2 separate regions of the Homo sapiens genome follow, and region 1 is linked to region 2. The links are chromatin loops, found by intact Hi-C in ENCODE. Cell type or tissue: B cell. All regions are shown on one strand.

Region 1 (4,000 bases), 120 kb before region 2:
GTAGATGGATTACTCCAGTCTTTGCCTCCATCTTCACATGGACTTCTCCCTGTGTTTCTCTGTGTCTCTTCCCCCCAGCAAGGATACCACTCATTAGGTTAGGACCCAGGCCCACCCTACTCTTTGAATGGACTCATCTTAACTAAATACATCTGCAGTGGACACTGTTTCCAAATAAGGTCACACTCTGAAGTACTGGGAGTTAGGGGTTTCAACATATTTCATTTGTGGGATACAGTTTGACCCATAACTTTTGTGCTTGTCCAGAGAATGAATTCTAAGGCATTGCCATGGTATGTGTGTGTGTGTGTATTTTTTTTTGAGACGGATTCTCGCTCTGTCACCAGGCTGGAGTGCAGTGGCGGCGATTACAGCTCACTGCAACCTCCAACTTCCTGGTTCAAGCGATTCTCCTGCCCCAGCCTCCTGAGTAGCTGGGATTACAGGCACGTGCCACCACACCCAGCTAATTTTTGTATTTTTAGTAGAGACGGGGTTCCACTATGTTGGCCAGGATGGTTTCGGATCTCCTGACCTCATGATCCGCCTGCCTCGGCCTCCCAAAGTGCTGGGATTACAGGTGTGAGCCACTGTGCCTGGCCTTATATTTTTTAAATCTTATTTGTTAGTTTTTAAACAATACTTAACCTTAGTTATTTAGCTTCATTTTGAATCTTCAACTTAGCCAAATCCAGGTGATACAAAACCCAAGTAACTGAAGTTTATGTACGTAACATAAGTTCGTCTTAACTCATGATAAGGGTTTTTAAAGCAGATTCCCGGGTATACATACGTATACAGATGGTCCCCAATGTTACAACAGTTTGATTTATGCTTTTTTGACTTTATGATGGTACAAAAGTGATATAGATTAAGTAGATAGCATACGTTGAGTTTTGATCTTTTCCCAGGACAGTAATCGGTGGTACGATTCTCTCTCGGGGCCAGGCAGTGACGTTGAGCCACGGCTTCCAGTCAGCCACATGGTCACGAGGCACTCTGATGCCAGGGGACTGAATAGCCAGCATTTTTTGGATATTGTGTTTTTGCACCTCATGTTTATGAAGTGCCCGTTTTCCACTTTGTGATATTTTCACTTGACGGTTGATGAGGTGAAGCGCTGTTGTGGGTTGAGCATCTGTGCACATGCATACACCTGCTGTGCACACGCATACACCTGCTGTGCACACACATACACCTGCTGTGCACACGCGTACACCTGCTGTGCACACGGGTACACCTGCTGTGTACATGGAGGAGCCACTGAAACTGCTCTCAGCGTTTTCAGTGCTTTGGTTTTAATCTGCAAAATGTGTTGATGACAAATCTTTCTCCTCTTCCTGTAGATTTTTTTAATAGTGAAGTTTATTTGGAATTAAGTTTAGTGAATTCATTAATAACCTAGTTGGTAATGGTCTTTTGGCAAAAATGAGCCATAGTTATAAAGTAGTAACATGTTACTGTGTGGTTTAGAACTAGATTTTGAGAGCAGTTCCAAAGCAGATTGTTTCAGAATTTATTTTTACTCCCTGGATTAAGAGAACTATATTTTTAAAATAATTCTGTTATGTTTACAAGTATGTGTTGTGTAATATAGTAATGCCCTTCTCCGTAAAACTTGTCTTCCTAAAACTGGTCTTTCTGTCTATAGCGGGAATATTGGTCAAACCTGTCAAATAATCATGGATACCTACTAGTTGCTCAGCTTTGATACTAGATAGTTCATTATGTGGATTTAAGTTACATTGGCAGTGTGAATTCTTGGGGAAATCAGAATAATTATTGTTTCTCATAATATTGCTTTACATTTACATTTTTCAGTTTCTGTCATGCCAGTTATTCTTTGGCACTTTCTCATGAGTGTTTAGAAGGAGAGAATCTGTCGTGGCCACAGGCTGTGTCATTGTACATATGTTTAAATATCACATCAGGGTATTTATTTCCAAATGCATATTCTTTTAAAAAGACATAAATCCATTATTAAAACAGTGTAAAAATCAGAAATTACAACTGCTGTGAATTACATAATATTTTTCTATATTTGATAATACCAGGAAAATGTCAAGAAAGTTGTTAGGAAATTTTTGAAAGTTTCCATCCCTTTGAAAATATGTTGTCTAAAATTATAACTTGCTATTTATTTTTTCAGACATCTCTTTATAATCATTAATTTATATTAATAACATGGAATGTGTAGCTCTCTAGAAGGCAATAAAATTTGCACAGCATATATCTTGCCTACTGTCAACTAGTCAAGACCTCTACCTGGTGTAAAGATGTAAACGTATATCATAAGACATGCATAATGCATTCTGTCTGTACCCATATGAAAAGTGAAACCATCCTTCAGGAGCGTCTTGTTCGGTAATGTCTAACCCAGACTTTGGTCACCATGCTTCAGTAGTTACTACTCTTTAATTCTTTCTCAGCCATCCATCCCTTCCTAGATATAATTTGATCTGAAAAATATGAATCTAGTTCAATTCTTGAGGAAACTCATGCCTAGGAAATTAATTTACTTAAGATTACACGGGCCATGTATGGTGGCTCACGGCTCACGCCTGTAATCCCAGCACTTTGGGAGGCCGAGGCGGGTGGATCACTTGAGGTCAGAAGTTCGAGACCAGCGTGGCCAACATGTTGAAACCCTGTTTCTACTAAAAATACAAAAATTAGCCAAGCGTGGTGGCACGCGCCTGAAATCCCAGCTACTCAGGAGGCTGAGGCAGGAGAATCGCTTGAATCTGGGAGGCGGAGGTTGCAGTTAGCCCAGATTGCCCCACTGCACTCCAGCCTGAGTGACAGAGCGAGACTCTGTCTCAAAAAAAAAAAAAAAAAAAAAAAAGATTATACGACTGGGTGTAGTTTGTGCTTGTAATCCCATAAACCCAGCTACTTGGGAGACTGAGGCAAGGAGGACTGCTTGAGCCCAGGAGTTTTAAGACCAGCCTGGATGACATAGTGAGAGCCTGTTTCTTAAAAAAGAAAAAAAAAAAAAAGAAAAAAAAATGGAGTTAATAATTTTGGACTACATTCCAGATTCCTTGTTTCAGTTGAGTGCTTTTTCTATTATTCCACGGGTATTTTACACAATACTGCTCTCTTTAGTATGCAAGGCTGAATTTTGGGAAATTGCCATTTTTAACCCATAAAGCCCACAAATTCATTATAATTTAGCTTAATAGCATAAATATTGAGTTAACCTCTGGAAGCAGGCTTTGACTTTGATATTGACCTGACCACTTAACTCTCTGGAGACTTTGACAAGTGACATCAATGTCTGTCTCTGTGTTTCCTGATTTATATCCACAGATAGAAAGCCATCTCCAGATCCTAGGGCCATTTTCAAGATTCAGTGAGATAAGGTGAAGCATTTGAATGTTCTCCATAAATGTCAGCTGCTTTTATTATTACTAGCATTATTTTTTGTTTTCATTATTATTATTAACATAGACCCGTCTAAGGGCAGAAAGAAATCTGACCAAGAATGGAGTGAAAGTCGGCTGTGAAGGTTAGGACTCCCTGAAAACAAAAAAGAAAAGTGGTAACATCACTCTGTATCCAAGGGCATGGATAAGGATGATTCAGAATTTTTTTATAACATTGATGTTAATATACATAGAGAAATACACACACACACACACGTATATATGTCCATGGACATCAAAATGAGGTATAGGTTAGGAAGTTACCCTGGAAGTTAGAATTGAGATAATTACTTTGATTAGCAAAGGTTTATGTTAGAAATATGAGTGGTTGAAGGCAGCGCCTTTCACCTTGATGCCTGTTGTGTTTAGCACTGGATAGAAAATTGCTATTTTTACTGATGACTACTTTAATGCTTGGTTCATTCATATGAAATAATCTTTCTTTTCTCCTTTAATAATAATGATCTCTCCTGATTTCAAGTTGAAAATGTATTAATTTAAGATAACTTATGAAGCAATGACATATGGAAGAGGAGATGGGAAATTGTTTCTCAATGGGAAAGTGTTTATAA
Region 2 (4,000 bases):
TGACAGAGAAGGGTTGTGGTCCCCAGTGAGACAACGCCTGCCTATCTAACCTGCACAGCCTTGAGCTCCAGCACCCACCCGTGCACAGCCTTGAGCTCCAGCACCCACCCGTGGTGCAAGTTTCAGTATCTGATCCCAGTGGTTCACCTACTGCCCTGACCTCTGCCCTGAGGTGTGGCATCTCCTCCCTTCCCAGTTCTCTGACAGGGAAGTGGGGAATTTCCCCAAGTCTGAGTGGCCTCCATATTCAAAGCAGAGACATCCCCCTCTCAGCTGTGGACCTAGGGATGGTGATCTCAGCTGTGGCAGCAGAAAGCAGCTGTGATAGCCCAGGGGAGGCCAGGCCCTATTCTGCCCCCTATTTGTATAAACAGAGCATTCAAGGCTCATGACTTCAGCGGGGCTCTCTGTTGTCTTAATCTCATTCTTGGGGCACATTCTCCTGTAGGACACAGAAGGAGGTGGCATTTTACATTTACCATTAGATGATTTGAGTCATTGCAGCCTCACAGCACAGCTGCCCTGATGCATTCTACATTCTGCTGGCTGCTGTGTGGAGAACCTGACATGTTCATGGTCTTTGTGCTCAGGGATTTCACGGAATAAAGAGGCTGCAGCATTCGGATGAAGGCCACCCTCGCTCTGGCATGTTTGCAGAGCTTGGGGTGGTCTGCATTCTACATTCCGCTGGCTGCTCTGAGAATCTGATGCACTCAGTCTTTGTGATCTCACAGAATAAAGAGGCTGCAGCATTCGGACGAAGGCCCCTCGCTCTGGTGTGTTTGCAGAGCTCAGGGTGGTTTGCTGTGACCTGATTTCATGCTTATGACTCAGTATGCACAGCTGCAATCTTCTTCCTTGTGTTGCATTTGCCAATAGCATGATATTCCTGATGCCTTATTTAGGTAAATCCATATAAGAGCTAAGGCAGGAACGATTTATTTTCTACTTCTTGGCTGATTCCTCTCTTCATTGAGAGTCCAGGTGGACAGTCAGGAATGATGGGCAGAGTGCTGTTCTCCTCACCTCGAGGCTGTCCTCAGCACAAGGGAGCTGTTGTACCTCCTTCCAGCCCATTTCCATTCTAGACAACAAGAAGCAGGATGCGGGAAGCAGGTGGCCTTAAAGACACAACTGGAAAGCTGTGGAAATCATTTCTGCTCCCAAGGTGGGAGCCTTCACTTAGTCACATGGTTACAGCCAGGTGAAAGAAAGTCTGGGATGCTCTTCAGCGGGTGGCCGTGTGTCCATGTGCACGCAGTAATCACAAACACACCATGTAAGAAGGGGGAGAGATACTGAGAAAACCACTTTCATGGAGGGGAGGCAGCCGGACTCCTCTCTTTAACCAGAGGGGAGGGTCTGCATCTCCCCAGCTGTAGGTAAGCGGTAGCCGAGGCAGCCCACTAGGCCAAGGCCACTCAGGAGATATGGCTGGCCCTGTGCAGCAAGTCTAGGGTCACCTGGGATGCGCCCTGTACACAGGGGCCTCTTCTCCTGTAGCCCACTAATAATTACCACAGTGCCCACAGCCGGTCCATCTAAATGTTCAGAATACTGTATTTAGAATTAGTGTTAACATTTGAATAAGGTTTCATTTTTCTGCCTAACATTGAAAGATGAACTGGATTCTTGGATGTCACATAACATTTTGGGGTCCCCTTTCTGAACCTAGAATGTAAATAGATGAGCTAGCACTTCTCTTCACGCCAGTGGGGAGCAAATGCGATTCCTAAAGTCCTGGCTTCACCAGGAGCCGAGCTCCTGAGCCTTCCAGGGGTGCCTCTGCCCTGGACAGGGCGCTGCTGCCCTCTGGTGCGCGAGCCGCCTCCCAGCGCCTGCACCTGCTCCTGGAGACGCTCACCTTCCCGGCTGTTGCCCTAATTCTGCAACGTGTCAAAGGACAAATGTCACATGTATGTCTTAGCGGGGAAACTCTACAGTTTATTTTGGATAATAAGTATGTGAAATTAATACAATCTTATACTATCTTCTTGCACCCGTGGCGTAAAATCTTCAGAAAAATATCACTGCACTATTGCTGCTGTTCATTTTTCTCCTTGTTGCTTTTAACATTCACAATAGTAGATTGGCTCTTTCCTTTTTATTTTATTTTATTTTTTTGCTATGTGAACATATACATAGCAGAATAAATATATGTATAAATCAGGAAATACAGCATCTATATATTTTTATGGCAGATAATGTAGAATGACTTTTAGGATATTAAGTTAATAAAAAGAAGATATGTAAAATGATGTAATCTCTACTCACCAAGAATTCATTATGCAAGTCCAAAATTAAGGAGAAAGGTAAATAAACATTCCAGGCAACCTCCCTTTTCCACCTTTGTGAATCACGGCACATCTGATTGTGCACTAGGATGGCAGAGGAGTGTGTGTGACCCTGGGCGAGCTGGCTTTCATGGTGGTCCTTGCTGCCTTTGGGCCCCCAGGTGTCCAGGTGGGGCAGGAGAGGTGGTGCTGCCTGGAGGCAGCCTCTCCTTAGGAAAAGCCTTCTCAGGACCCCTGTCCCTCTAGTCCTCTGCAGACCTGACTTGACACCATCTCACACGGATGCATGAGAGGCCGTGGCCAGGGGTGCCCTCTGAGAACCAGCCCCCTGGCCCTGTCCTTCAGCCTTCTGGGCCTCCTTACTTACTTTTCTCCAGGGAATGTGATAGAGACAACGTGGCTGGCGGCGGGGCTGGGGGTGCAACCAGGGGAGAGCTCGTGCTCTGAGATCTCTCCCGTTAGCTGTTTGCTCTGCTCGCCGCTCACTCTAACCAGCTACAGAGCATCTATTCTGTGGTGTGGGCAGCTGCCCACCACCCTTGCCTCCTGGGTCCATGGCTGAGCCACCTTGTGCAGCCCCTGGGGACTCTGTGGGGCATGGGACTGAGGTCTGGCTGGAGATGCCTGAACACAGGTGAAACGCATCATTTCCAGGTCTGGTGCACAAAACCACTCGCTTTCTCCTGAAGGCCGGAGGGAGCAGGCACAGGAGACCTTGGAAACAGCTGCTGGAAACAGCAGAACCTGAATACACTGACCCTCCATGTGCCTGGTGCTACTGTGTGAGCAAGAAATGAACTTCTGTTGGGTTTGAGTCAACCTACATTGAATTTTGTTTCATGATTTACTCATCCGAGGCATGGGCCATCGTTCTGAGCTGTCCCCAGGCCTGACTCTCCATGGCTCTGGCTGAGGTCCTTCCACCCGCCCTCCTTCCTCCCCACTCACGTGTGCCCATCAGCCTTGGTGGAAGCTTTGCTCAGGAGATGTGGTGTTGCAGGGGCTCTGCCATCTTCTGTGGCCAGTTCCAGGGCCCAGGGCATTGGCTCTCCCCCAACCCTTTGTCGCCAGTTTCAAAGGTGGAAGCCACCCTCCCCAGCAAAGGTGGACCTGGCCTGGGCTGTGCCTGTTGATTGTCCTAAACTCCACTCCCTAGCGGTGCTGCACACCCACACCCCTGCCCTGGGCCTGCCGTGGGTCAAGTGGAAGATTGTTCCCATCAAATAGTAAAGAGGAAAGTGAGATGGATGCAAATCCCAAACCCCACTTCCGTATTCTGCCCTCTCTCCACCTGGTCTTCTGCCTGTTTCCAATGCTCCCATTCACTCTGGAGCCCCTGGAGTTTGGCCCCTGCCCCCATCCCACCAAGCTGTCTTCAAGAAGGCTGCCCTGTGCCCTATGCAGCCAATGCAGCAGACGCCTCTCAGCTGCCTCCTGCAGGTAGCACGAGCCCTTCTCCAGGGCCCGGGCAGTGGGCTTTGCTCTCCTCCCTCTCAGGTGGGCAGCTCCATCTCTGCCTCACTTTGGCCCCTCCAACTTTATTTGACCCTGACATGCAGTGGTGCTCCTGACGCCAGGTGGGGTTTCTCTTTCTCCTCTCCCTGCATCCTCTCCCCAGGCCACCCTATCTCCCCTGGACTTCAGGACGGCACACAGGCCGATGGCACCAGCATGTGCATCTCAACTCTAGATCTTCCTCAAGGACC

Evidence for each region. Peaks named below come from ENCODE experiments on the same cell type or tissue, not always from the same donor. Only the 100,000 strongest peaks of a DNase experiment are listed, where the experiment ranks them.
Region 1: a loop joins it to region 2, with 9 times the contacts of the local background. A loop is called at or near these places in 1 of 110 quality-filtered maps.

Annotation. Positions count from the first base shown.
Region 1 is chr6:167,018,088-167,022,087 of GRCh38, forward strand. All of the region lies in intron 7 of CEP43 (centrosomal protein 43), which reads left to right. Among named protein-coding and RNA genes, the nearest start is that of CEP43, 21 kb to the left of the region's middle. In B cell, no CTCF peak of the experiment used is centred here; a DNase peak (open chromatin) is centred at 2,354; H3K4me3 peaks cover 618 bases.
Region 2 is chr6:167,140,548-167,144,547 of GRCh38, forward strand. LOC112267970 (a long non-coding RNA gene) reads right to left here and starts at 804. Exons shown (of 2, transcript XR_002956379.2): 1 at 480-804. RefSeq lists enhancers at 2,181-3,109, 3,110-4,000. In B cell, CTCF peaks have their summits at 1,811 (motif pointing left) and 1,816 (motif pointing left); DNase peaks (open chromatin) are centred at 298 and 1,814; H3K27ac peaks cover 3,108 bases.